2 separate regions of the Homo sapiens genome follow, and region 1 is linked to region 2. A link is a loop called in an ENCODE intact Hi-C map of the cell type or tissue named here. Cell type or tissue: gastrocnemius medialis. All regions are shown on one strand. Each heading gives the region's core, and the rest is flanking DNA. Links, peaks and the distances in the headings are about the cores only.

Evidence for each region. Peaks named below come from ENCODE experiments on the same cell type or tissue, not always from the same donor. Only the 100,000 strongest peaks of a DNase experiment are listed, where the experiment ranks them.
Region 1: a loop joins it to region 2, with 2.2 times the contacts of the local background. A loop is called at or near these places in 3 of 110 quality-filtered maps.

The regions. Positions count from the first base shown.
Region 1 is chr13:80,319,788-80,335,276 of GRCh38, reverse strand. No RefSeq gene overlaps it. Among named protein-coding and RNA genes, the nearest start is that of SPRY2, 14 kb to the left of the region's middle. In gastrocnemius medialis, for the core only: no CTCF peak of the experiment used is centred there; a DNase peak (open chromatin) is centred at 5,826; H3K27ac peaks cover 1,665 bases.
Region 2 is chr13:79,911,942-79,927,430 of GRCh38, reverse strand. It overlaps LINC00382 (long intergenic non-protein coding RNA 382), which reads right to left. Exons shown (of 6, transcript NR_120413.1): 3 at 14,929-15,036; 4 at 12,571-12,715; 5 at 10,809-10,897; 6 at 9,395-9,859. Among named protein-coding and RNA genes, the nearest start is that of LINC00382, 47 kb to the right of the region's middle. In gastrocnemius medialis, for the core only: no CTCF peak of the experiment used is centred there; a DNase peak (open chromatin) is centred at 9,610; H3K27ac peaks cover 1,260 bases.

The DNA.
Region 1 (15,489 bases), core at 2,450-10,449, 410 kb before region 2:
GGCCAATTTAAGGCCCTGACTTATTCAATCAGATTATTCAGAAAATTGTTGCTCTGGGAAAAAGATGCAGCATGAGAGTCAGTGTGCTTGGAGCTGTCTTTTAGAAGCAAAGGTACAGCAAGCTGCTGCAAGCCCATCTTGACAAATACTAGGTTTTAAGTCACTTGATTAGTCACTTTGTGGCTGATGTTTGTTTTTTTTTTTTCCAAAAGTTTGTACTTTTGCTGCCAAGAGTCACTGGAAGTCTAGAAAATAATTTATCTGTCATTATTGTTTAATCTCTTGTTTCCTGTTCTGAGGCTCCTTCTTAGCACAGGTTGTCTTCTGTTATGTTTTTTAAAATTGGCTTTCAAGGAACTATATAGCCTCCTACATTAAGACATTGCTCTAAGGACCTTCAATTTCCTCTGACTTCCTCCAAGAAACATAGTTAACTTAGAAATGATTTAAGCTTCAACTTTGAGTTACTGAATGTTTCAATTCTAACACTCTTAAAACGTCACCCTGGTGGTCTAAGGAAGAATTCCGTTGCTGGAGAATAGGGTAGGGTTTCTTATTCATTATGTAGTTTTCAAGATGTGTAAAGCACAAAAATTTTGACTGATTAGGTTTGTTCATCAAAAACTGCCATGTGCATTGACAGAGCTCTTTTTGGTATAAAAATTGTGAGTTAAATATTTTTTTTTCACCGCATAAGTGGCTTTCAAAGTATTCTTAGACATATTGCATCAGATGTCATTGAGTGTTTATTGAAAAAGTAAGAACCTCTTCCCATAGTTACTGAGTCAGAATCTGATGGTGTGGCCTAGAAATTAGCATTTTTAATCATTCTACAAGTGATTATGTGCAGTGTGGCAACTACTGACCTAGGAATTGCTTTCTAACTTGGTTTTCTTTTTTTTTTTTTTTGAGACGGAGTCTCGCTCTGTCGCCCAGGCTGGAGTGCAGTGGCGCGATCTCGGCTCACTGCAAGCTCCGCCTCCCGGGTTCACGCCATCCTCCTGCCTCAGCCTCCCGGCTAGCTGGGACTACAGGCACCCGCCACCACGCCCGGATAATTTTTTTGTATTTTTAGTAGAGACGGGGTTTCACCGTGTTAGCCAGGATGGTCTCGATTTCCTGACCTCGTGATCCGCCCGCCTCCGCCTCCCAAAGTGCTGGGATTACAGGCGTGAGCCACCGCGCCCGGCCTCTAATTCAGTTTTTTAATGGGCTCTGATCTCTAAAGTATAACTCATTGGTTTGAATATTGAGCATAAAGTGATAGTCAACTGAAATTTGAAGAGGATTTGAATTAAGTATATTAAGTCCTATGAAAATAATTTGTTTAAAGATAAATAAGAAAATTGGAGCCCAGGCATGGTGGCTCACGCCTGTAATCCCAACACTTTGGGAGGCTGAGGCAAGTGAATCACTTGAGGTCAGGAGTTTGAGACCAACCTGGCCAACATGATGCAACCCCGTCTCTACTAAAAATACAAATTAGTGGGCATGGTATCAGGCACCTATAATCCCAGCTACTTGAGAGGCTGAGGCCGGAGAATTGCTTGAACCTGGGAGGTGGAGGTTGAAGTAAGCCAAGATCGTGTCACTGCACTGTAGCCTGGACAACAGAGTAAGACTCTGTCTTAAAAAAAAAAAAAAAAAAAAGAAAATTGGATTTTTCAAGAAGCTTCCAACTAACCTGTTAAATGTTGACTTTATCTATATACCAGCATAGAATTAATTTTCAAAATATGGAAGATTAAATATTTATGTCTAATAGATTAAAAGCAACTGGCACTCATTCACTGCATTAAAAATAATTTCTTATTTTTATTTTTATTTTTTGAGACAAAGTCTTGCTCTGTAACCCAGGCTGGAGTGCAGTGGCGCCATCTCAACTCACTGCAACCACTGCCTGCCGGGTTCAAGAGAGTCTCCTGCTTCATTTCAGCCTCCTGAATAGCTGGGATTACAGGTGCGCACCACCATGCCCGGCTAATTTTTGTATTTTCAGTAGAGATGGGGTTGCACTATGTTGGTCACGCTGGTCTTGAACACCTGTCCTCAGGTGATCTGCCCACCTCAGCCTCCCAAAGTGCTGAGATTACAGGCATGAGCCACCGCACCCAGCAATTTTATTTATTTTTTAGGTTATTATTTTTTGAGGCAGAGTTTTGCTGTGTTGCCCAGACTGGAGTGCAGTGGTGGGATTTTGGCTCACTGCAACCTCTGCCTCCCGGGTTCAAGCCATTCTCCTACCTCAGCCTCCCAAGTAGCTGGGACTACAGGGGCACGCCACCATGCCTAGCTAATTTTTGTATGTTTAGTAGAGATTGTGTTTTGCCATGTTGACCAGGCTGGTCTCGAACTCCTGATCTCAGGTGATTCATCACACTTGGCCAAAAATAACTGTTTTAATGTTGCAAATTATCTCACTTGGGAAAAAATATGGAGGAATAACCTCAATTTCTTAATCTCTATTTAAAGTTCATGAAAAATTATAACATGATAAATTTGTAATCCAATGGCCATTATTTTGATGTGATAGAGTAAAAGTATGATGATAATGCAAACATAACTGCTAAGCATTTAGGGGAATTTTAATCATTTTTGTGGTTTCTTGCTTTTTAATTTTTTTTAAACCTGTGGATGCTCTATATTTGAGATTCATATAAGAATGACAACTTGATTGTTGTTACTTAAAACATTCATTTATGTGTTTTGAGGAGGAGATTTTAAGGCCCTGCCAAATTTCTGCCATGTTGTAGCTTGCTCTGGGGATTGTCTGTGAAAGAAGAAAGCCAAAACCCAGGCAAGTAATCCCAACCAAACTTTTTGCATAACTTCTTTCTTCAGTATACTTCTGTCTCAAGGACTACTTGACTCCAGGATATGTAAGTTAAGGTACTGATGATGTCAGATAAATGAATTTGCTCTTGCACAGTGCTGTAAGGTATTTGATAGGCAGTTGATGGGTTTGATGTAATTTATTAACTTTTAAGCATTTAGGTCAAAATTTTCAAAGGTTTAATGGTTTTAGAGTTTCACTTGAAGTCATACCCACAATTGGCCATTTGTCTTCCTCTCCTAAATGTGCACAAGGACCAGGGTATAAACACAGAAGTTTCAACTTTGAAAATGGGCTGAATTTGTACAGCTCAAAAACAGGTCTGTCAACTTGTGGAGAATATTTTACATTGTTTTCATAAAGAAAACATATAATAGTAGGTTATTAACTAGTCACGTCATTATTGTATCAGTATCCAGTCTCTGGTTTGCAATATCCGTTAAGGCAAAAGTCATGTTAATTTCTATTTTAATTTGGTCTAATGCCTCACTTCTTTATGACATACTAAGGGTGGGTCTCCATTGAGTGGAGATCAGATTAGAATTTTAACAAGGCCTATCTGATTTGACATAAAACTGATCATCAGAGTAAAGCTATACATCTGGAGTATTTCATCATGGGTTTGGCCATTCACAAGAGGATAAGAGTAAGACTGTATATGTCCTATACTGTAGATTTTATTTGTACACCACACTGCCACTCCCTTTTCACCACAAGAGACAACTGTGTGAATAATGAGAGGCAAAATGTGAATACCGCTGATGATACTGCACCTCTGGTCAAAATTTAACTTAATACATTCATTTAATTTACAATCAAAGAAGAAAAAAGGGAGATAGAAATATAGCAAAAGAGGAAAAAAGTAACATTTAAACTTTTTTCCACGCCTAGCAAATATTTTACATTTTTATTTAATACTACATTTTGATTGATTGACTTAAATAATTTTTAAAAGTCAGTCTTATTTGGCAACTCATACTTTTTTTTTTTTAAATAAACTGTTAAAGGAGATTAGAAAGAAGCCTTGGCCTCTGGCTTGGCTAGATGAGACATGTAAGGCTTCAGCATCACTTATGAATTTATTTCTCAAAACAGTTGCTAATACACAGAGATGAATAAATAATTTGACTTAATACAAGGACTCACTTGGAAGAGAATTTGGGCACAGAAATATAAATTTGGCATTTCAACCTAGTTTTTGGATGCCTACTGCTTACAAATTACTGGGCTAGTTGATCTAATGCAAAAGGAAAGCGGTAGCAACTCTAATGCAAGACAGGACTTAGAAGCACAAGCAAGATGCTATGAGAGTGCAGAAATTGAGGGAAACGTTGATGCATTCTCGTTAGTTGGTTTGATCGCCATGTCTTTGCAATGGTTTCAGATACTTAAATACCTCAAGAGTTTTTGCTAAGACAGTTGCAACAGAATTAGCATCACTCATTAAATAAAACTATGCTCACCATCCCATATCCACATCCTAAAATGAATTGTAGAGGTGTTTAATGAATATGTGAACAACTACATGTTGCTATGTGCATTCTTTTTTTTTTTTTTTTGGAGATGGAGTTTTGCTCTTCTTGCCCAGGGTGGAGTGTAGGGGCATGATCTCAGCTCACCGCAACCTCTACCTCCTGGGTTCAAGTGATTTTCCTGCCTTAGCCTCTTGAGTAGCTGGGATTATAGGCATGTGCCACCACACACGGCTAATTTTGTATTTTTAGTAGAGACGGGGTTTCTCCATGTTGGTCAGGCTGGTCTCGAACTCCTGACCTCAGGTGATCTGCCCGCCTCGGCCTCCCGAAGTGCTGGGATTACAGGCGTGAGCCACTGCGCCCAGTCGCTATGTTTATTCTTAATTTTAAGATTCATGACTCACTAAAATCTTCCCTTAAAAAAATACAAATAAAAAAATACTTTTTCAAGATGTAGAACTAAGAAACAAGTTGAAAAGATCTGTCTATTCTTGTTCTTCCAGTTCTTGCTGGAATTTACCTTTTGCCATTAACCCATAGTTTTAGCTTGCTTCTGAACCTAGAGAAGGATGAATTGGAAATAATCAAGTTAGGGGGGCAAAAAAAAAAAAAAAGTGTAAATGATATTGTGAAAAGAAGTGGTTGAGCTTTGGAGCAATTCTGCCCTTGTCAAAAAATACCCGAGACCTGGCTGCTCAGGCTCACATGCCTCTCAAAACCTATGTGACCCTCTCCAGTTCCTAGGCCAATGCAACTTTCATTTTTGGAACAGTTTTTGCTCCAAATAAAATCTAGTTTATTGACTTGCACCAATAGTGTTTACAGTCAAGCAGGGTTCCAATAAATATCATGTTTGTATCATCTCTCATTTCTCCAGATTCCTAGTAGGCATAGTGCACCCATCCTGGCCTCAAACGCAGATTTCCTCCTCCAAAGTAGTCATAAAATAGCCAAAATATATCTGTAGCTACTCACACTAGAAGGCCGCTCCTGAGTTTCCTATTAGAAAGTCATGTTTGTAAGTTCAGAACAGCATTTAAGTTTGCATATCTAGGCTGGGTGTGGTGACTTATGCCTGTGATCCCAGCACTTTGGGAGGCTGAGGCCGGCGGATCACAAGGTCAGGAGGTTGAGACCAGTCTGGCCAACATAGTGAAACCCCGTCTCTACTAAAAATACAAAAAATTAGCCGGGTGTAGTGGTGTGTGCCTGTAATCCCAGCTATTCGAGAGGCTATTCGGGAGGCTGAGACAGGAAAACTCGGGAGGTTGCAGTGAGCCGAGATCATGCCATTGCACTCCAGCCCAGATGACAGTGCAAGACTCTGCCACAAAAACAAAACAAAACAAAACAAAAAATTTGCATATCTAATGGCCACTGTGAACATTATAAAATGTAGTGACCAAGCAGCCTAGCATGTATCAAGCAATAGCACATACAAAGCCTTTGGATAAATTTAGTACCTGCTCTGTTGGCAAAGCTAATGGCTAGGATGCCCCAAGAGATGTTTGTCTCTGACACATGACTCTAGTAGTGAGTAACTGACTCCAGGAACATGGGCAACCACACAATCAACATTTGCATTTAGGTCTTGATGTCACCTGGACTCTGACCTACACACCATTAGGATAGAGCCTAATTGATTTAGTTTTGTTTGAACTGTAAGTGTAAGCTTAAACTTTGGAAATACTGAAAATATGAATTATTTTACAGAGTACTGGTTTACTTCAAACCATCTGTGAAAAGTCACATGATGTGACTCTGATAATGTGTCATCTGTTTCTTTGCCCTTTTACATGAACAACCAAAACTATAGGCCCAGAGTGTAATTACTTGTCACTAATTTAGTATTTATTGTGTATCTTCAGTGTAAAAGGTATTATGGTAGATAGGGAAAAAGCATTCGTTAGATCTATGACTATGAACAAGCAAATGAGGAATGACTGCTCATGACCCTTTGGAAGCTGATTATCTAGGAATTAGATTATAAATCATAGAAAATGACTGGTAGCCGGCCGGGTGCAGCAGCTCATGCCTGTAATCCCAGCACTTTGGGAGGCCAAGGTGGGATCACAAGGTCAGGAGTTTGAGACCAGTCTGGCCAACATGGTGAAACCCCATCTTTACTAAAAATACAAAAATTAGCCAGGCATGGTGGCAGGCGCCTGTAGTCCCAGCTACTCGGGAGGCTGAGGCAGGAGAATCACTTGAACCCGGGAGGCAGAGGTTGCAGTGAGCCAAGATCGCACCACTGCACTGCAGCCTGGGTGACAGAGCAAGACTCCAACTAAAAAAAAAAAAAAAAAAAAAAGACTGGTAGAATTGTCTGCTTCCTGCCTTGGGTGATTTGACCCGGCAGGGGACGTTTGTCGAAGTCTGGAGACATTTTTGGTTTTCACTACTGGGGGCTGGAGTGGGAAACGACTGGCATCTAGTGGGTATAGGCCAGGGATGCCGCTAAACATCCTACAATACCCAGGACAACCCTCCATAACAAGAATTATCCAGCCCAATATCCCAATAATGCTTAATTCGAGAAACCCTGCTGTAGCTGGGCGTGAGGGGCTTATTCCTGTAATCCCAGTGACAGGAGGACTGCTCGAAGCCAGCAGTTTAAGATTAGCTTGGGCACATAGAAAGATCCTGTCTTTAAAAAATATAATATTTAAAAATTAGCCAGGCAGGGCCGGGCGCGGTGACTCACGCCTGTAATCCCAACACTTTGGGAGGCTGAGGCAGGCGGATCACCTGAGGTTAGGAGTTCGAGACCAGCCTCAACATGGAGAAACCCCGTCTCTACTAAAACTACAAAATTAGCTGGGCATAGTGGTGCGTGCTTGTAATCTCAGCTACTCGGGAGGCTGAGGCAGGAGAATTGCTTGAACCCTGGAGGCGGAGATTGCGGTAAGCCGAGATCGTGCCATTGCACTCCAGCCTGGGCAACAAGAGCGAAACTCCGTCTCAAAAAAAAAAAAAAAAGAAAGAAAAAAAATTAGCCAGGCATAGTGGCATGCATCTGTAGTCCTAGCTATTAGGACTACATGTGAAAAATTTTTCTATCAGAAAAATGATCTGTATCTGTAAAATATGTATGTCCAATGCACGTGCTTTCCTATAGTGCTTTAAGTTCATTAGCCTTGGAGACAAGCCCCTGTGCAAATGCCCTTCTCTGTTACTTGTTAGCTAATACTTAAGAGGCTGAAGTGGGAGGATCACCTGAGCCCAGGAATTTGAGGTTGTGGTGAGTATAAGACAGAACAAGACCCCCTCTCTGAAAAAGAAAAGAAAAAAGAGAAAAGAAATAAACCTGCCACAGAGAAAGCTGAGAGAGTAGTGAGGAGAAGGTGATATATTCATATATCCTTCCGACACACGGCAAGAAATGCTGTCGGCTGTGTGAGAGAAAGAGGTCAAAGGACAGGTGGAGATTACTGTGACCATAACTTTGGAATTTCCATTCTAAGTGCGAAGCCTCTAAAATTCTATGAGAAAAGGGGGCCAGGCGTGGTGGCTTACGCCTGTAATCCCAGGGTGAGGCAGGCGAATCACGAGGTCAGGAGTTCGAGACCACCCTGGTCAACATGATGAAACCGCATCTCTACTAAAAATACAAAAATCAGCCGAGTGTGGCGGCACACGCCTGTAATCCCAGCTACTCGGGAGGCTGAGGCAGGAGAATCGCTTGAACCTGGGAGGCGGAGGTTGCAGTGAGCCGAGATCGTGCCATTGCACTCCAGCCTGGGCAACAAGAGCAAAACTCCGTCTCAAAAAAAGAAAGAAAAGAAAAATGACCTGTATCTGTAAAATATCAATATATGTCCAATACACCTACTTTCCTATAGTGCTTTAAGTTCATCAGCCTTGGTGACAAGCCCCTGTACGAACGTCCTTCTCTGTTACTTATTAGCTGTGTGGCCAAAGGCAAGTTACTCAACTTTCCCAAGCCTAACATCTTCATCTGAGAGATAATACTTCCTGCTCGAAAGGTTACTGTGAAGGCTGAAGAGATGTGCGTGAAATATTAGCCTTTGTGATTGGTACAAAGTAAGTACTAAAGAAATAGTAACTCGAACTTACTTCAGTTGAATTCCACCCCCTATCAGTTCCCCTTGTCAGGCACAGTTTTAAATACTGAAGGTATAAGACATCATCTGCCTTGCTGGAAGTTGTCTGTAGGACAACTACATATGTATTTACTATAGAGTATAAGAAACATGATAAAAGACTTAAAATACATATGAAGGGGAAGTGACTAACTCTATCTTGGGTGTAGTAAGTGGGATCAGGGAAGTTTCTTAGGGTAATGTCACAAAGGGACTTGGATGATTTTCCAAAAATGGAGTGGTAGGTAGGAGTCCAGACAGCCAAGCATGGATGAGAAAGGGATTCGTTCTTGAAAAAAAGAAGAAAAAAAGTGATATGAAGCTGAAAGAATTAATAAATTTCAGATCAATGTTTATTTATAAGAGATTTAAGTTTCTAAATAATGGCTTCTAGTAATTACACACACACACACACATATACAAAGAGATGTGCATTTTTAGAGTTTGTTGATGTTATAAATGTTGTTTATTGATGTTTCTTTTTTTTTTTTTTTTTGAGATGGAGTCTCGCTCTGTCGCCCAGGTTGGAGTGCAGTGGCACGATCTCTGGCCCACTGTAAACTCTGCCTCCCAGGTTCATGCCATTCTCCTGCCTCAGCTTCCCGGGTAGCTGGGACTACAGGCGCCCACCACCATACCCAGCTAATTTTTTTGTATTTTTAGTAGAGACGGGGTTTCACTGTGTTAGCCAGGATGATCTAAATTTCCTGACCTCATGATCCGCCTACCTCAGCCTCCCAAAGTGCTGAGATTACAGGCTTGAGCCCCCGCGCCTGGTCTTTTTTTTGTTTTGTTTTGTTTTGTTTTGTTTTTTTTGTTTGTTTGAGATGGGAGTCTCACTTTGTCACCAGGCTGGAGTGCACTGGTGCGATCTTGGCTCACTGCAACCTCTGCCTCCCGGGTTCAAGCTATTCTCCTGCCTCAGCCTCCCAAGTAGCTGGGACTATAAGCACGTGCCACCTCGCCCAGCTAATTTTTGTATTTTTAGAGACAGGGTTTCACCATGTTGGCCAGGATGGTCTCTATCTCTCGACTTTGTGATCCACCCACCTCAGCCTCCCAAAGTGCTAGGATTACAGGTGTGAACCACAGCGCCTGGCCTGATGTTTCTTACTGGACATAAATTTGTTTTGAATACAAAACTTAGTCAACTGTCCCATAAAATTCACAAAACTCCTTTGTTGCCTAAAAAACACACAAAATGGACTGGGCATAATGGCTCATGCTTGTAATCCCAGCACTTTGGGAGGCCAAGGCAGGAAGATTACTTGAGCCCAGGAGTTCAAGACCAGCCTGGGCAACATAGTGAGACTCACTCAGTCTCTATTAAAAAAAATTTTTTAAATAAATAAGAAATGAAAACCCTACTTTTAGAATGGTTCACTAAGTAAAATTATTAGTCTACCCTAGTTTTAATTAATCTGTGGTATATATATTTTCCTTTTTCTCTTTTTTTTATTTTTTTTTTTGAGATGGAGTCTCGCTCTGTCGCTCAGGCTGAAGTGCAGTGGCGTGATATGGGATTACAGGCATGAGCTACCACGCCCGGCCAATTTCCAATTTGTGGTACATATGTTTTCATTTATTCTAAGTTATTTGAAAAGTTTTGGAGCAAACATGAGTATAAACCTTTTTTTTTTTTTTTTGAAATGGAGTCTTGCTCTGTAACCCAGGCTGGAGTGCAATGGCGCAATCTCGTCTCACTGCAACCTCCACCTCCTGGGTTCAAGCGATTCTCCTGCCTCAGCCTCCCAAGTAGCTGGGATTACAGGTGCGCGCCACCACGCCTGGCTAATTTTTTGTATCTTAGTAGAGATGGAGTTTCACCATGTTGGCCAGATTGGTCTTGAACTCCTGACCTCGTGATCCACCTGCCTCAGCCTCTCAAAGTTCTGGGATTACAGGTGTGAGCCACTGCACTCAGATGAGTATAAACCATTATAAGTAACAATCAATTTTTAAAAGTTGTATTATTGATTAAAGATATATTCAGAAGCCCTTTTTTTCCTTTCCTCACTCATCTTTCATTGTTGATAGGTTCTAACATGTTATTTTCTGCCCACTCACCTAAGTAATTGACTTTAAAATACACTTCTACTGAAAAAAAAGACATAGGTAATTCCATTGGTAATGCAATGAAATTTTTTTGTATGACAAGTAACTCTAAATTGGATTATCCATTAATAAGATAGAAATCTGAAATGTGTGTGGATCTATTATTGTTGATTATTACAACTATCTCAGTCCATTTTCTGTTATTATAACAGAATACCTAAGACTGGGCAATTCAGCCAGGCACAGTGGCTCACACTTCTAATCTCAGCACTTTGGGAGGCCGAGGTGGGTGAATCACCCAAGGTTGGGAGTTCGAGCCCAGCCTGGCCAACATGGTGAAACCCGTCTCTACTAAAAATACAAAAGTTAGCTGGGCATGGTCTGTAATCCCAGCTACTTGAGAGGCTGAGGCAGGAGAATAGCTTGAACCCAGGAGGCAGAGGTTGCAGTGAACCGGGATCACGCCACTGCACCCCAGCCTGGGTGACAGAGTGAGACTCAGTCTCAAAAAAAAAAAATACTGGGCAATTCATAGGCAATTCATCAAGCAAAGAGGTTTATTTGGCTCACTGTCCCTGGAAGTTCAAAATTGGGTGGCCACACCTGACAAGGACTTCATGCTACATCATAACATGGCAGTTGGCATCACACGGTGAGAGCACAGGAGACAGCAGTGAGTGAATGTGTGCAAAAGAGACACAATACAAGGGGCAACCTTGCTTTTATTTATTTATGTATTTATTTTTGAGATTGAGTCTTGCTCTATCACCCAGGCTGGAGTGCAGTGGCATGATCTCGGCTTTTTGCAACCTCCACCTCCTGGGTTCAAGCAATTCTCCTGCCTCAGCCTCCCAATTAGGTGGGATTATAAGTCCCCATCCCCACGCCCAGCTAATTTTTGTATTTTTAGTAGAGATGGGGTTTCACTATGTTGGCCAGGCTTGTCTCTAACTCCTGACCTCAAGTGATCTGCCCACCTTGGTCCCCCAAAGTCCTGGGATTACAGGAGTGAGCCACTGTGCTTGCCCACAGCCTTGCTTTTTAACAACCTGTTCTCTCTCTCTTGGTAACTGATCTCAGTAACTGAACTCATTCCCTGAAGATGGCATTAATCCCTTCATGAGGGTGGATCCTTCATGACCCCAAAGCCTCTTAAAGTTCTCACTATCTTTCAACACTGTTATATTGGAAACCAAACCTCAACATGAATTTTGGTGGGGACAAAACCATATTCAAAGCATAGCAACTATCTATAAAATATTAAATGTGTAAAATTTATAACATGACTTAATAGGAAGAACACTAGCTATAGAACCGTAGGCCAAGTGTCTTCATGAGCAAATCACTTAACTTCTCTGTGGTTCAGTTTCTTCCCTAAAAATGGTAGTTGTAATATATACTTCATGAGTGATCTGATAATTAAAAGAGATACTCCCTTTTAAATAAAGTACCTTATTAAAGGGAACTGTTAAATGGATATATTGATAATATAGTTATGTTCTTTAATGGATTATTATTTTTCCACAGAGAATGTATGCATGGGTGTATATACATGTATGTCTCTACATATATAGATTTTTGCAATGTTCCTACTAAAAGAAATAGCCATGTTAATTAACTTATGGACTAGTTTTATCCAATGTTTATCTACTTTGAATGCACTAACAGAAGAACTTTAAGAATTCATTCATAGTCCCAAGTAGTACATATTTCCATTAATAACTTCCCAAATGGAAAATAATTCAGTAGATAATAAAGGTATTGGCTGGGCGTGGTGGCTCATGCCTGTAATCCCAGCACTTTGGGAGGCTGAGGCGGGAGGATCACGAGGTCAAGAGATTGAGACCATCCTGGCCAACATGATGAAACCCTGTCTCTACTAAAAATACAAAAATTAGCTGGGCCTGGTGGCACGCACCTGTAGACCCAGCTACTCAGGAGGCTGAGGCAGGAGAATTGCTTGAACCCGGGAGGAGGAGGTTGCAGTGAGCTGAGATGGCGCCACTGCACTCCAGCCTGGTGACAGAGCGAGACTCTGTCTCAAAAAATAATAAATCAATAAATAAGTAAATGTATATTGAAGGTGTTGCAGGAAGAAAGAGCATAAATAATAACACATCAAAATGTTATTATCAATTGAGTGTTAGAGATATAACAAAGTTACTCAATTCTAGGATGAACATTTGTATTTTCATTTGTGCATCTCTGAAATTAGAAGGCATCTTGCAATCAATGGTGTTTTATAATTGCCATTGGCTAGGCAACCGGTATTCATGACATAATTTTTCATTGTTTGTTGTGCTTGAAGCTGATCACAGTTATTCATATTGTCCCACTTCAAGTGAGTTAATATGCATTATCACATTTAAGTTTACTTACACACTTTTTTTTTTTGAGACGGAGTCTTGCTCTCATCGCCCAGGCTGGAGTGCAGTGGTGTGATCTCAGTTCACTGCAACCTCCACCTCCTGGGTTCAAGCAATTCTCCTGCCTCAGCCTCCTGAGTAGCTGGGATTACAGGCACCCGCCACCACGCCCGGCTAATTTTTGTATTTTTAGTGGAGGGTTTCACCATGTTGACCAGGCTGGTCTCGAACTGCTGACCTCGTGGTCAGCCTGCCCCGGCCTCCCAAAGTACTGGGATTATAGGCGTGAGCCACCGTGCCCAACCTACTTACACATTTTAATTGTTGTTTAAAATACCTTCGAGGCTGGGCGTGGTGGCTCACACCTGTAATCCCAGCACTTTGGAAGGCCGAGGCGGGCAGATCTCCTGAGGTTAGGAATTCCGGACCACCCTGGCCAACATGGTGAAACACCATCTCTACTAAAAATACAAAATTAGCTGGGCGTGGTGGTACGCCCCTGTAATCCCAGCTACTCCGGAGGCTGAGGCAGGAGAATCATTTGAACCCAAGAGGCAGAGGTTGCAGTGAGCTGATATCACGTCATTGCACTCCAGCCTGGGCAACAAGAGTGAGACTCTGTCTCAAAAAAATTAATTAATTCATTAATTAAATACATAAATAAATAAAATAAAATACCTTCAAATGAAAATGTATATGCCCAAAGTCAAGAATATTTAATATTATGTTATTTGGCTTAAATTTAATAGTAAGAAAACAAATATCTGTTATTGGAGAAACGAATGCAATCCAATTTTTCTTGCAAAAAAACAACTAAACTCTTTATCGGACCTAAGAAAGGGAGAGGCCCACAGTAGATGAATAGATGAGAGAAATTTCAAGTCAATGATAAGCTGGCATGACCAATTTATGTATCTCAAATGGCTAACACTGAGATTTTGTCATGAATTTATCAGCAGTACTTTTTATTTTCTCCGTAGTTCAAAAATAATGAAGTTTCTTACAATCTGTTGCATCTTAAATGTGTAGAAATACATAGTCATTTTGGATATTCAGAGAAAGGGATGATGGTCAACCTGGATACTGAGGACAGATAAAATTTTGTCCGAGTCTTAAAAAATAGGTAGTGAGGAGGTGTTCTGGAAGGCCAAAAGTCAGGATCGAGCAAAATCCTGTTCAGGAGACAGTGAATGGATCAGTCTGGCAGAAGTGTACATTCATGTAAAAGTGAAATGAAAAAGAAGATTGGGGTGGACGGTGGCTCACACCTGTAATCCCAGTACTTTGGGAGGCCAAGGCAGACTGACTGCTTGAGCTCAGGAGTTCGAAACCCCGTCCCTACAAAAAAAAAAAAAAAAAAAATTAGCTGGACGTGGTGGCACGCGCCTGTAATCCCAGCTACTCTGGAGGCTGATGGTGGAAGAATTGGTTGAGCCCAGAAGGCAGAGGTTGCAGTGAGCCAAGATTGCGCCACAAAATAAAATAAAATAAAATAAAATAAAATAAAAGTTTTAAGATTGTAAAGATAGGCCACGTGCACTGGTGGCTCAGGCCTGTAATCTCAGCAGCAGTTTGGAAGACTGAGGTGGGTGGACCACCTGAGGTTAGGAGTTTGAGACCAGCCTGGCCAACATGGTGAAACCTCATCTCTACTAAAAATACAAAAAATAGCTGGATGTGATGGTGAGCGCCTGTAATAGCAGCTACTCAGGAGGCCGAGGCAGGAGAATTGCTTGAACCTGGGAGGTGGAGGTTGCAGTGAGCTGAGATCAGGCCACTGCACTCCAGCCTGGGTAACAAGAGCAAAACTCCATCTCAAAAAAAAAAGAAAGATTGTAAAGATAGGTTTGGTCTCAATTCTTTACTATTATTTATTTATTTATTTAATTTTATTTTTTAAATTTTTTTGAGACGAAGTCTTGATCTGTTGCCCAGGCTGGACTGGAGTGCAGTGGCACGATCTCGGCTTACTGCAACCTCTGCCTTCTGGGTTCAAGCGATTCTCATGGTTTGGCCTCAATTCTAAGGAGCCTGAAAGTCAGACTAAAGAACCTGGACTTCATCCTAATGCATCTCCCCAAATCTATTTTTGGCCCTTCCATAACATTTTTCAATCAATTTGTAAGAGGGATGTTTTACGAGTATATTCTAAGAATTTAGACCTTTGAAAAGAATGTATTTGATGACTTCCTTTTGCTCTTTGAACAAAGTTCCAGTTCTTTCAAGATCCATAAAGATCTGGTTCTTCCCTACGCCAATAACTATCCTCCTACCAGCCTTACCCGCTCACCACAGCTGCTCTGCCTCCTGTCTCTTTTCTTAGCTTCAGTCTCGTCCCTTTCCTCCACATGTCCTTCACAATACTGTTGTCTTTACCTGGAAACTCCCCTTCCTTAACCCTCATCCCACATCCATTCACCTGATAAACTTTTATTCTTCCTTTAAAACTCGGTAAATGCCGGGCATGGTGGCTCAAGCCTATAATTTGGGAGGCCGAGGTGGGCAGATCATCTGAGGTTAGGAGTTGGAGACCAGCCTGGCCAACATGATGAAACCCCCTTCTCTACTAAAAATACAAAAATTAGCTGGGTGTAGTTGCAGGGGCCTGTAATCCCAGTTGCTCAGGAGGCTGAGGCAGGAGAATCGCTTGAACCTGG
Region 2 (15,489 bases), core at 4,663-12,662:
GGACATTCATCTGCAGGTTGTTTTCAGGCCTTGGCTATTATGAATGCTGTTATGAACATGAATGTACAAATATTCTTTCAAGTTTCTACTTCCATTTTTTGGGGGTATATACCTACTAATAAAATTGCTGAATCGTATGGTAAATTCTTTTAACGTTTGGAGAAACTTTCATACTGTTGTCCACAGTAGCTCTATCATTTCACATCCACATGAACAGGGCCCAAAGATTCCATTTTCTCCATAATCTCACCAACGCTTGCTATTTCCTGGCTTTGTTTTGTTTTTGTGTTTATAGTAGCTATCCTAATGCATGCAAGGTGGTATTTCCTTGTGGTTTTGATTTGCATTTCCTTAATGATTAGTGATATGGCACATCTTTTCATTGGCCATTTGTATATCTTCTTTGGAGAAATGTCCATTTAAGCTCTTTGCCCATTTTTTTCATTGAGTTGTTTGTTTTGTTGTTGTTGCGTTGTACTAGTTCTTTATATAATTCAGATTAATGCCTTATCAGACATATGATTCACAGATATTTTCTCCCATTCCATAGGTTGCCTTTCCATGTTGCTGATTATGCTCTTTGATGCACAGAAAATCTTAATGTTGGTATCATCCAGTTTATCTATTTTTTCTTTGGTTGCTTATGCTTTTGGTACCATATCCAAGAAATCATTGCCAAAGCCAATGTTATAAAGTGTGTTTTACTTTTAATGAATGTTTTTCTATTTCAAGAGACCTAGATAGAAAATAGTTTCTACTGGCAAATAATGGAAGATAAAGGTGGAGTCAAGACAGGTTAGGACTACTGTGTAAGAAGCACTTAATTATAAGATAAAGAATTTTGGAGTTGATCAAATATGCATGGAAGAGTCAATGAAGGTTTTTGAGTAGGTAAGCACCTGACTAAAATCAGTGTTTCAAGACGAACAAAAAACGGTGAGTGAATCCTGCACCTTCAGCTGAGGTATCCAGGTGTTCTCATTGGGACTAACTATGGGGTTGGCACAACCCACAGAGAGCAAGAAGAAACAGAGTGGACTGACGGCCCACCCAGGAGCCTCACAGGGCAAAGAGAGCTCCCACCCCAGCCAAGGGATGTGGTGAGTGGTTATGCTACCCTGCCTGGGAAGCCATGCTTTTTCCATGGATCTGTGCAACCCACAGATCAGGAGATCCCCTCATGAGCCCATGCCACCAGGGCCTTGGGTCCCAAGCACAGAGCCATGCAGATGCTCGGTGGTCACTCAGGTTTCAGCCAGCGGTAGCAGGCTGGAGACTGCCTAAGGCAACCAAATTTCCAGAGGGAGGGGCAGCTGCCATCACTGCAGCTCCAGTCTTCCATTTTCCCCTGCCAGTATTGGGGAGACTGGGTGGTTTGGACTGGGAAGAATTCCCCACTGCACAGCACAGTAGCTATGGCAGATTGTGGCCAGACTACTTATTTAGGTGGGACCTGGATCCATTCCTCCTCACCAGGCAGGGCCTCCCTGTGGGAATTTCAGCAACTCCAGCCAGGGGTTTATGAACAGAACGCTGATATCCCTGAGAGGAAGCCCCTGGGGTGGAAGGGGTGGCTGCAGTCTCCACGGTTCAGCAGACTTAGTCTTTCCTGCCTGCTGGCTCTGAGGAGTCCAGACAGTCCAGATGAGGGGCATTTCCCCCAGTGCAGCACACTTATTTTGCCAAGAGGCAGTCAGAGTGCTTCATTAAGTGGGTTCCTGATCCTGTGCCTTCTGACTGGGTAAGACCTCCTAACAGGGGTCACCAGACACCATATACTGTAGAGTTCTGGCCGGCATCAGGTTGGTGCCCCTCTGAGGTAGAGCTCTCAGAGAAAGGAACAGAAAGCCATCTTTGCCATTCTGCAGCCTCCACTGGTGACACTTCCAGGTGTGGGAGGGACCCAGGTGAATGGGTTCTGGAGTGGACCCCCAGCAAACTGCAGCAGTCCTATGGGCAGAGGGCCCTGACTGTTAAACAAAAAAGCAAACAAACAAATAGAAAGCAACAGCAATATCAACAAAAACTACCCCACAAAAACCATGTCCTAGGGTCAGCAGCCCCAAAGATCAAAGGTAAATAAGTTCACCAAGATGAGGACGAATCAATGCAAAAGTGCTAAAAACCGAAAAAGCCAGAGTGCCTCTTCTCCTCCAAATGATTGCAACACCTCTTCAGCAAGAGCACAGAACTGGGCTGAGATGAGATGGATGAACTGACAGAGAAGTAGGCTTCAGAAGGTGGGTAATAACAAACTTCACTGAGCTAAAGGAGTATGCTCTAACCCAATGCAAAGAAACTAAGAACCATGATAAAACATTACAGGAGATGTTAACCAGAATAACCAGTTTAGAGAGAAACATAAATGACCTGATGAAGCTGAAAAACACAACATGAGAACTTCACAATGAAACCACAAGTATCAATAGCTAAACAGACCAGGCAGAGGAATCTCAGAGCCTGAAGACTAGCTTGCTGAAACAAGACAGGCAGACCAGATTAGAGAAAAAAGAATAAAAAGGCACCAAAAAAACCCTCCAAGAACTATGGGATTATGTAAAAAAGATCAAACCTACAACTGATTGGGTTACCTGAAAGAAATGAGGAGAATGGAACCAGGTTGGAAAATATACTTCAGGATATCATCCAGAACTTCCCCAACCTAGCAAGGTAGGCCAACATTCAAATTCAGGAAATCCAGAGAACCCCAGTAAGATACTCCAGGAGAAGATCAGCCCCAATACATCTAATTGTCAGATTCTTCAAGGTCAAAATGAAAGAAAAAAAGTTAAGGGCAGCCAGAGAGAAAGGCCAGGTCACATATAGAGGGAAGCCTGTCAGACTAACAGCAGACTTCTCAACAGAAACCCTACAAACCAGGAGAGATTGGGGGTCAATATTCAACATTCTTAAATAAAATAATTTCCAACCCAGAACTTCACATCTGGATGAACTAAGCTTCATAAGCAAAGGAGAAATAAAATCCTTTTCAGACAAGCAAATGCCAAGGGAATTCATGACCACCAGGTGTGCATTGCAAGATTTCCTGAAGGAAGCACTATATATGGAAAGGAAAAACTGTTACCAGACACTACAAAAACACACTGAAGTACACAGACCAATGATACTATGAAGCAACTACATTAACAAGTCTGCAAAATAACCAGCTAGCATCATGATGACAGGATCAAATTTACACATAACACCAACATTAAATGCCCCAATTAAAAGGCACAGAATGGCAACTGGATAAAGAGTCAAGACCCATTGGTGTGCTGTATTCAAGAGACCCATCTCATGCGCAAACACACAACTAGACTCAAAACAAAGGGATGGAGGAAAACTTACCAAGCAAATCAAAAGCAGAAAAAAAGCAGGGATTGCAATCCTAGTTTCTGACAAACAGACTTTAAGCCAAAAGAGATCAAAAAAGACAAAGAAGGGCATTACATAATGGTAAAGGGTTCAATTCAACAAGAAAAGTTAACTATCCTAAATATATATGCATCCAATACAGGAGCACCCAGATTCATAAAACAAGTTCTTAGAGGCCTACAAAGAGAATTAGACTCCCATAAAATAATAGTGGGAGACTATAACACCCCATGGTCAATATTAGATTGATCATCGAAACAGAAAATTCACAAAGATATTCAGGTCTTGAACGCAGCTCTGGATCAAGTGGGCCAGATAGATATCTACTGAACTTTCCACCCAAAAGCAACAGAATATACATTCTTCTCAGCACCACATGGCACTTACTCTAAAATCAATCACATAATTTGAAGTAAAACACTCCTCAGGAAATACAAGGAAACTGAAATTATAACAAACAGTCTCTCAGACCACAGCACAATCAAATTAGAACTCAAGAGTAAGAAACTCACTCAAAACCACACATGGAAATTGAACAATCTGCTCCTGAATGATTCCTGGGTAAATAATAAAATTAAGGCAGAAATCAAGAAGTTCTCTGAAACTAATGAGAACAAAGAGACAACATACCAGAATCTCTGGGACACAGCTAAAATAGTGTTAAGAGGAATATTTATAGCTCTAAATCCCCACATCAAAAAGGAAGAAAGATCTCAAATTGACATTCTAACATCACAATTCAAAGAATTAGAGAAGTAAGAACAAACAAATTCAAAAGCTAGCAGAAGACAAGAAATAACCAAGGTCAGAGTAGAACTGAAGGAGATAGAGACCAAAAAAAACTCTTCAAAAAAATCAGTGAATCTAGGAGCTGATTTTCTGACCAAATTAATAAAATAGACCACTAGCTAAACTAATAAAGATAACAGAGAGAAGAATCAAATAGGCAAAATAAAAAATGATAAAGGGATATCACCACTGACCTCACAGAAATACAAACAACCATCAGAAAATACCATAAACACCTCAATGCAAAAACAAAAACAAAAACAAGAAAAAAAAAACTAGAAAACCTAGAAGAAATAGATAAATTCCTGGAAACATACACCCTCCCAAGACTGAAGCAGAAAGAAGTTGAATCCCTGAACAGACCAATTATGAGTTCTGAAATTGAGGCAATAATAAATAGCTTCCCAACCAAAAAAAAGCCGAGGACCAGACGATTCACAGAGGAATTATACCAGTGGTACAAAGAGGAGTGGTACCATTTCTTCTGGAACTAGTCCAAACCATTGAAAAGGAGGGACTTTTCCTTAACTCATTTTATGAGGCCAGCATCATCCTCATACCAAAACCTGGCAGAGATACAACAACAACAAAAAAAGAAAACTTCATACCAATATCCCTGGTGAAAATTAATGCAAAAATCCTCAATAAAATATTGGCAAACCGAATCCAGCAGCACATCAAAAAGCTTATCTAACCATGATCATCAAGTCAGCTTCATCCCTGGGGTTCAAGGCTGGTTCAACATATGCAAATCGGTAAACATAATTCATCACATAAACAGAACTAAAGAAAAAAATCACACGATTATCTCAATAGATGCAGAAAAGGCTTTTGATAAAATTTAACATCCCTTCAAGTTAAAAACTCTCAATAAACTACAGATCAAAGGAACATATCTCAAAATAATAACAGCCATTTATGATAAACCACAACCAATATTATACTGAATGGGAAAAAGCTAGAAGCAGTCCCCTTGAAAACTGGCACAAGGCAAAAATGCCCTCTCTCACCACTCCTATTCAACATATTATTGGAAGTTCTGGCCAGGGCAATCAGGCAAAGAAAGAAATAAAGCATATTCAAATAAGAAGAGAGGGAGTCAAATTGTCTCTGTTTGTAGATGACACATCCCTATATCCCTATATTTAGAAAACCCCTTCTTCTCAGCCCAGAAGCTTCTTAAGCTGATAAGCAACCTCATCAAAGTCTCAGAATACAAAATCAATGTGCAAAAATCACAAGCAATCCTATACACCAACAACAGGCAAGCAGAGAGACGAATCAGGAGTGAACTCACTTCACAATTGCCACAAAGAGAATAAAATACATAGGAATACAGCTAACGAGGGAAGTAAGGGACCTCTTCAAGGAGAACTATAAACCACTGCTCAAGGAAGTCAGAGAGGACACAAACAAATGGAGAAACATTCCATGTTCATGGATGGGAAGAATCAATATCATGAAATGGCCATACTGCCCAAAATAATTTATAGATTCAATGCTATTCCCATTAAACTACCATTGTCATTCTTCACAGAATTAGAAAAAAACTACTTTAAAATTCATATGAACCCAAAAGGAGCCCATATAGCCAAGACAATCCTAAGCAAAAAGAACAAAGCTTGAGGCATAACTCAACCCAACTTCAAACTATACTACAAGGCTATAGTAACCAAAACAGCATGGTACTGATACAAAAACAGACACATAGACCAATAGAACAGAATAGAGAACTCAGAAACAAGACCACACATCTACAACAATCTGTTCTTTGACAAACCTGACAAAAACAAACCATGGGGAAAGGATTTCCTACTTAATAAATGGTGCTGGGAGAACTGGCTATCTACATGCAGAAAATTAAAAGTGGAAACCTTTTTTACACCTTTTTCGAAAATTAAGTTAAGATGGATTAAAAACTTAAATGTAAAACCCAAAACTATGAAAACCCTAGATGAAAATCTAGGCAATACCATTCAGGACATAGTCATGGGAAAAGATTTTATGATGAAATCACCAAAAGCAATTACAACAAAAGCTAAAATTGACAAATGATATCGAATTAAACTAAAGAGCTTCTGCACAGCAAAAGAAACTGTCATCAGAGTGAACAGACCCCTACAGAATGAAATAAAATTTTTTCAATCTATCCATCTAACAAAGTTCTAATATCCAGAATCTATTATACAAAGGACTTAAACAAATTTACAAGAAAAAAAAACAAGCAATCCTATTAACAAGTAGGCAGAGGATATGAACAGGCACTTCTCAAAAGAAGACATTTAAGCAGCCAACAAACATATGAAAGAAAGCTCAACATTACTGATCATTAGAGAAATGCCAATCAAAACCACAATGAGATACCATCTCATGCCTGCCAAAATGGTGATTATTAAAAAGACAAGAAACAACAGATGCTGGCGAGGCTGCAGAGAAATAGGAACGCTTTTACACCTTGGTGGGAATGTAAATTACTTCAACGACTGTGGAAGACAATGTGGCAATTCCTCAAACCAGAATACTATTTGACCCAGCAATCCCATTATCGGTTATATACCCAAAGGAATATAAATTATTCTATTATAAAGATACACACATGCGTATGTTCATTGCAGCACTATTCACAATAGCAAAGACATGAAATCTATCAAATGCCCATCAATCGTAGACTGGGTAAAGAAAATGTGGTATATATACACTATGGAATACTATGCAGCCATAAAAGGAATGAGGTCATGTCCTTTGCCGGGACATGGATGGAGCTGGAAGCCATTATCCTCAGCAAACGAAGGCAGGCACAGAAAACCAAACAATGCGTGTTCTCACTTATAAATGGGAGGTGAACAATGTGAACAGATGGACATGAGGAGGGGAATAACACACACTGGGGCCCATCAGTAGGGTGAGGTGAGGGAGAGCCTCAAGAAAAATAGCTAAAAATAGGTGGTGGGTTGGTAGGTGCAGCAAATCACCATGGCACACATTTACCTATGTAACAAACATGCACATCCTGCACGTGTACCCTGGATCTTAAAATTTTTTTAAAAATCAGTGTTTCAAGAAGATAAATCTGGAAGTTGTGTGCAGAATTCTTTTTTCCAGAAAGAAAAGAACAGAGATGAAAATACCAGTTATAGTGAAAGCTACTGCAAAAATCCAGGAAGTATATGATAAGAATGCCTATTAGAATATTTAAGTATTCTCTATAAGAATACTTTACATATTAAGAAAATGCAAAAATGAATTTAGAATAAAAATAAACTGAGATGGCCATGGGTACAAATAGGCTAAAAATAAACACAGAATATTTCTCAACACTTCTCTGTGGCATCAGTGAGCCCTTTGAATGAAAGGCTGAACTTAGCCTGGACAAGCAATTGTATTGAACAGTGTCATCTGAGACAACTAAGATAAATATTTATTTTAATGCCTTTAAATGAAAAAAAATTATTTTACTCCTTCTAGAAGTGAATAATATACTCACTCCCTCATAATAGTTGCTCCTTAGCTTTACCTGCATTTGAAATAGCAGGAGTTTGGGGTTCATTAATTAAATCTATGGCAACTACTTTCAGTAAAATCGCCATTAAACAATCACTAGTGGTAATTAACACAACTTTTAAAATAATTGGTAAGAGAAAAAGCTGAGAGCTTAGTAAAGCATGTTGGGGGGTGAACAAACTTTTTGACACCATATTCCTTTTCTTTGATAAACTCAGTGAGGATGAAAAAGCTTTTCAAATTGGCTGATTTAACAACCTCTGTCCCACTAGAGAAAAATCTTTTCAGTCTGATGAGGCTGAAGCAATCTAAATGGAAATATTGGTTCCCACAGATTTCTATAGGCTTTGATGATAAAACCTTCTGCCTGGTATATTTCCTTTTGATCTAGCTGAAAAAGGACGCTGGGAGAGGCTAGGACCAGGCTCCTTCAATGACCAGCTGCTGATACAGCTGTGGCTTGTTAAGGCCACAGGACAAGGAACAGTTCCAACATGCTCCCTGTTTTATCACATTCTTAACATTATATTACTAAGAAAATTGATATCCACACAGATGCAGAATTATGGCGTGTTCTGAAGGCCAAATGAATTGTAAAAATGATGAACCAGCTACATATTTCAAGAAATTATTAAGATGTAAATGCTTATCAATAAAACTTTTCTTCCAACTTAAGAGATCTGAAAACAGAGATCTGCTTTTAGATAGTTTCCTTGTCTATGACTGATGGGGAGAGAGTTTAAATTCTCTGGAGAAACACACTTTCTGGTCTCAAGTAACCAGACGGATTTGCATCCTGGATCTAACCTCAGAGGCTTAAGGAGTGCTACAGAAGGCCTCCAGCTGATATGGGGATCTTAGCTATGACTCTCGCTGCTTTCCATTAAGGAAATGAGAAACAACTCATTTTTACAAGGTGCTAACTAAGCTTGGCTGAGCAGCCCAACTGAAAAATCAAACATGCCCAAACACTTCATGTTTATAAAAACAAACTCCATTAACATGCCTGGCTTCCCTTTTCATAAAATTGAAGATGATTTATTACATATCTTAGAGCAGTCCAATTTTCCTATAAAATGCATGTTCTGTATTATGTTTGGCACATTTTAGACGATCAATGTGTAATTGTTCAATTGAATTACAATGGATTTGTTTTCCATGAAAATGATAATGGAGAATTTTACAGAACTTGTGATGACCCAATGGCATAAAATAGAGGGCTTATACAAGCTATAAGAACTGGTATGCACTCCAGAAAGGAAGTTAAACTTTTTTTTTTAATGCCACAGTGTTCACCCTTCCAAAGTCAGCCTTAAAAGGAAGAAGTCCAAATTCTCTAACAACTTACTCCACTGAGTTGGGCCTCATTACAAGTCTCTTTAGTGTAATGCATGCATCTACAATCCCATATTAACCTTATTATTTAAATTATTGTAGTAAACCCAATCCTAGGACTTTTCTAAATTTCCAGTATAATCTCTACTATTTTTCATTATTCACTTAAAAAAAAGGAGATTCAATAAGAAGGAAAGGATATAAAACAATCATCTCTGTACCTACTCACTGAAATATAATATGCAGAATTGAAACCCTCTGTTTACCCATCCCTGATCCAATTACTTGCCCTTGATCCTCAGAAGTAACAACTTACTCTGATTTATCCAACTCTTAACCGAAATTTTCTCACCCACCTGTGGCCTAGGAACAAGGAAGAATAACAGAGTCATAGTGAAAATTAGTTTTAGTTTTAATTTTTGCAAAGCACAGACTTAGCAGGGTTACGATGATTTCATGTGTTTTTCAGAAGACACTGGTTCTCTTAACCCTATTGTGGAGATATGCTTACTACTCTTACTGAAATGTTGGCCAAGAAGACACAGACATTGTAGCGGTCTCAAAACCCATGCTTCTCTCATTACACTACGCAACCTAGTCCCCTCTCTTGCACAAGAGGTCTCTAGTGTTCTCTATGCACAGCCAAGTGCAGTTTTCTGCCCTTCTCTAATGCCATGTCTGTGTCCTAAAGAGGAGAGCAAATTTGAAGCTTCATAACAATGACATTCACAACTTCCAGTCACTTCTTTAGAGCTCTGGTCTGTTCCAGAGCAGGGTGTGCACACCCAAGGCAGGAGCAAATTGAGCCATTAGGTGATGGACAAATGGCATTTTAATTCTTATTTAAACGTAGTTTGATCTAAAGCAAAGAAGAAATTGAATATTAATACAAATAGTAGTAGTATATATACAATTCATGAATAAATATACATATATTGAGGGTGCATGCTCAAAAGTTTTTCTTGTAATTTTTAACTGATAAAAGAGAGTAATCAAATATATTTGGAGAGCACAGATCCAAATAATTCATGTTTACTATCTGTGTTACCTGAGGAAAAATAGTTTCAAGACATGTTGTGTGATTTTAATCACATGCAGGTAATACTGATGTAGTTTTATATACATATACATACCAGATTAAAATAAATTATTTACCTCTGTTCCCATAGAAAATGATACAGTTCCTAGAACTTTTAGTTTAGCTGAGTACATATAACTAAATATTCGCTATTCATCAGCTGCACACTCTAGGTCTATTTTGAAAGACATTTTTATTTTATAATACACTTTTAGCTCTAAAAGGTTTTTAATTTGTTTTGTTTGAGAACCAGAGTTTAAAATGTCCAGAAGAGTTTTTCAGTTGAGGATAGTTAAAATTAAAATTGTAAATAGTTACTTATTACTCCAATATTTATTGAGCATCTACTATGATACAGTAATGATACAAAGGTTAAAAAATAAATATTTCGTATTTGCTTTTTTTCAAGTGCTAAGAATAAGTAATGAGCAAAAGATCGTTGGTGGTCCCTATCTTCAAGGAATTTACTAAGAAATATAAAAGTTGAAATAAATTAGAGAAAATCTTTTAAGCAAAGTATGAACAAAGTCATGTAGACTGTGTCTCTTCCATGTCCACCCTACTCTGCTCCTACTTTCAGATTTCCTCTTCTATGAGCACTGCTCAAAACAAACAAATAAACAAAAACCAAACAGATCCCTAGACTTGCTCGTCATTTCCCATATCTCAGGATCACTCAATATTCTCATTCTCCTGACCTTCACCTCCCGTGTCAACTTCTTTATTTTACCTGACCAACTTTATTTGGGTGATATTGAGTTTAATTTGATTGACTAATCCTGGCTCTTCTGAAATTCCTCCCTGGATCCACAGACAGTCCTGAAAAAGGGAGGCCAAGAGCAGGACTTAGGAACCCCAGAGCAGGCTAAAGAGGAAGAATTTTTACGAGGTAGGCTTTTGAAGGTGGCATAAATTATTTCACATAGACCAGCTAACTCGGTCAGTTGCATTTGGGAAAGCTTGTGAGTCCCTCTGCTATTGGACATTTTCTTTCATTTTAATGATCCTTAAATTGTTCAAAGTAATTATCATTTTAAATTCATATATTAGGGTCTCTTTAATTGGGAGCCTTTTATAGGGCCACAGCAACTTCCTTTGGATGTATTAAGCTTGCTGTCTTCCCCCACAGCACAAGGCTCTATACAAAGCAAGCACTTATTCTTCCTAGAAACATTTATTGGATACTGCCTCGAACAAGGCACGGTGATAGTGATGTGGAGGACACAAAGATGTACGCACAAAGCAATAACATGCCATTTTGACCAAGAAAATGAGGATTATGTTATCTCCCTCTTACAAACACATGGAAATGTTGTGAGTATTTGGTATCTTAAAAATAAATTTTGGACATTGCTTTCAGCTGCACATCTTGCAGCACTGACAAATATATAGTGTCAATATAATACTATTATGTTTCCATTCCCACATCATCAGTCACAGGCTTATCTGTTTTACATAGTCACAGTTTCAAAGCATTTGGGAGACTTTATGGTGGGTAATGATTTAGGAAGAGATGAGAATAGTTGCACGTTTTGTAAAGAGTTGTGAGTGTATTTACTGGGAATGATGATGATGATCATGATGATAATGATAAGGTCCCCAGCTGTCTGTTGAAGTCCCTTTCTGGGAAACAGCTGGAAACTCATTCTCTAAAGATCGCATCTGGCTTGATTTGCCAGCACTCAAATCCCATTGATCTGGTTCTGTTCTAGCCCTCTGTACTCACAGTTCAAAGAGCAGGGAGGCCTGTAAAGAAATTACTGCCATATTGTTCAATCAGCCACAGTGAGCCATATATACGATTATAATTAGGAACACATTAAGGGAAGCAGCTCAGTGGAGATAAGCTGCCTGACTGCATACGCTTTTTGATGAGGGCTTAGCGCCAATACGAAAAGAAAAAGATTAAATGTTTGTTACCAATCCTTTTGAACTTGTGGCAGAACATGTGGTAAAGTATTTTTGATTCAAATTAAAAGCATCCTAGGATAAAAATAACCCTGTTCTCCCAGGCCATTCCAAGTGAAACCATTTGGAGACTGATTTATTGTATCGCCCTTAACCTCTTTCCACCAGCATGATTAACGTAAGCATTTCTGAATCCCTTATAAGCCTGGACAGGTATTTGTCTTGTTACACATCTGTGGAACAAATGGCAATACAAATTATACACTCAACAGATGTAAGTTTTCAAAGGCCAGGCAAATTTAATTTGACTGTGCATGTAAATGAAAAGTTCATTGAGCTCCAAGGTCAGTGATGTGGGTTGCAGGTAAAGAGGATTGTTGCATCAAACATCACCAAAAGGCCAGGGATTCAGAAACCCTCAAAGGGAGCTTCCTAAGCCAAGCAAAGAAAATATAAGCTGCTGCTGCACCACCAAGGAGACAAGCATAGAGAAGGCTGCAAAAGAAAGGGACAGCTTGACCACTACCATCTCGAAAGCCTTTATACAGTCACTGGAAAGAAAAAAAAAGGCAAGATGACCATACCAAATATTTTAAGCTTCCATGACAAGAGGAAGCATGGTTTAGTGGTTTCTTCTGGAAATGGAGAATAGAAAGTTTGTTCCAGATTTAGTCTCTTCCTTCCTCTGTGGCCTTTGGCAAGACTCTTAGCCTCTCTGTGCCTGTTTAACTGTAAAATTGGGATATTAGTGTTTCCCACTTCACAGGTTTCTAAGGTTTAGTATCTTTCTACAGTGATGTTGACCTGTTTAAAATAATACTACATATTATACATTTCATGAGTCCAGAAAATTTGTAACCACATGAACTTATCTGCCAAAGGAATAATTTAGTTTAAGTTGTTTTTAATTATATCATGTGTTCTTAAAATTTCTGTGAACAGTGAAATTTATTTATTTAGTGGTCCTAAATGCTAATTTAAGAAAACCTCAATTATAATATTTTCTCACAGTGTCTCAGTTTTTCCCCAAGACACACCCACATACACATACACATACACACACACACACACACACACACACACACTTTCCTCATTTCCTCTTCCCATTCTAAATTTTGAGGTGTTTTGGCCTCTCTATAATTTCTCCCTTAGTAAAGTAGATATTGTCAATAGTAGTAACACTAAGCTTCTGAAAGCAATAAAACTAAATAATTAATACCACAAGGAAACACATAATGTCAGAACATAGTTGGTTAAACCAAGGGATAAGACTCTAATATGGTAAAGTGTCTTGTGAATTTCTAAGAGAGGGAAAACTTGCCTAATAACAGTTTTGTACCCCTTTACCACTGAATTCCCTCAGGTCTAGTGTTCTGAAGAAAACAATCTGGGAAAAACAATTTGGGAATAACCTAAAGTGTTTTGATACACCTGTGTTCTTTGAGCAAGACGAGTAAAAGTGAGGCCTTTTAAACAACAAGGAAATTATTTCCAAATGCAAATGTGCTTGATTGAGAATGCATATTTGCCTTTAGAAAGAAGATGAAGGCAAAGGGGATAGGTAGAGTACTCTTTTCTTCTCTTGCTCCCACCGGGAAGAATATGCTGCTATTACTTTTTTTGTTTTGTTTGTGTGCTTTGATTCTTTCCTGTAGAAATAACAAGAATAAAAGTATTTGGTGTAACCTAACTTTCTCTATTGTAAGTCTGTGCTAATTACCAGAAGGTCAAACAAATTGAACCTGTAGTTTATGACAGTTTTATAAATAAACATTTTATGTGTAATTGATCCCTAGTGTTCTTTGAAATGCCAATTAGGAAACTCTTGCTGCTTTATAGCCATTAGTCAGGGAAAGATGGACTGATGACTTCACAGTGGTGTGAGAATAGCTCACTGCCTTACTCCTAAAAGGCAAAGTTAAAAAGGGGCAAGGGACATCTTTCAGGTAAAAGAGGTGTATATGAAAATGAAAATCCAAGAACAACTGTCACAGCTGATAGCTAGGTAGCCACAGCACCCTTCTTGTAAGTGTCTTTGCACTGATTGCTTTGGGGGCCTGCCTTCTCCATTAAACCTTGGAGGTCAGAGATGACATCTTATTCATTTCCTTTTTCCTGGAATGTTCTGTGATGCTTAAATCAGATTAGGCACCTGTCATGCATTTACAGAATTAAACTGACAGCAAGTGATTTGGAACAACAGTACTTATAAAAATATACTCACTAACACTTAGATACTGAAGTTGAGTCTTACATTCAAAGTAAAATAGAGAAACACCGTATTTACCTAGGTATTTCTGGCCAGATTATACAGCTCATTTGTGGCAGAAAAAGATGACAAAAAGTATAAATATCTTAGAACATTTGTATTGTTCAAATGCAATGTTTATCTACACAATTTATTTTTTGAATCAATGTGGGGAACTTTACTAATATCCTGGGTAAATGTCACTACTTGGTTATAATCTGTTGAGGTGGTTTTGTATTCTTGGTTCTTCTGTCGTGAAAGTAATCCTCAGTGCTCTGGGTCATCTGGAATAACCGGGAATAACCCTGCCCTCAATGTTCTCATCCAAAACTTTGATAAAGTATTACATTCATGGCCAATGAAAGAATTCAGTGGTGCAAAAATTCAGAATTTCATTTAACTAATCAACAATCTTGGAATGTCGGTTTTCAGTCTCCAGCTATGTTCTCATCCAGCCTGGCTTTCTTTAATATACACAAGGATATACCAAGATCTTGTCAAATACTTGGCTGACAAAGATATATTTTGATTCTACTGTAATTGTAAGTCTACCGTTACTATGGTATCTGTCCCAAAGCTGACACTTACCTATTGCATAATAGAGCTAAAACAATCATGAAGATTGGCATGGTTAAGATTCTTATGAACAGAAAGATCAGTGCATGCCAGATAGGGTTCACACTGGACTACATACCTTCATAGACTTGTCTTCGCTGACATTAATACATTCACTGCCATTAAGCTTATATTTATTAAACATATGGCCAGTAACTTAGCTTCCTCAGTCTTCCTTGCCTTTGAGCTGTTGGGATGTGAATCGTATACTTAATATGCTTGTTTTGTAATGCCTTCGTTTTCCTCTGAAATGTCAAGTAAATTCCATAAAATACCTTTAGTTTATGGCTTTTGGATTTTTAAGCATAGCCCTTTGAAGTTATAGACAGATCATGGTGCCAGAGTGAATTAATTGGAACATTTCCCATAAGCTTTAAGAATATTTTAAAAACTAGAAAATTAAGTGAGAGAATCCCAGTATGTATGAGAATTTAATAAAGACAAAAATAGTAATTTATATATGTATATACACATATATTTAATCACATATTATATAAAATAACATGAATGTATGTATTTAAAAGAATTATAAAATGAAATTTATAAAAAAGGGACTAAGCATAGATACTATGTGAACAAGTCAAAATACCATTTCTAACAAATTGAAACTGTTAAACTAAATTAATTAAATAATTTCTGA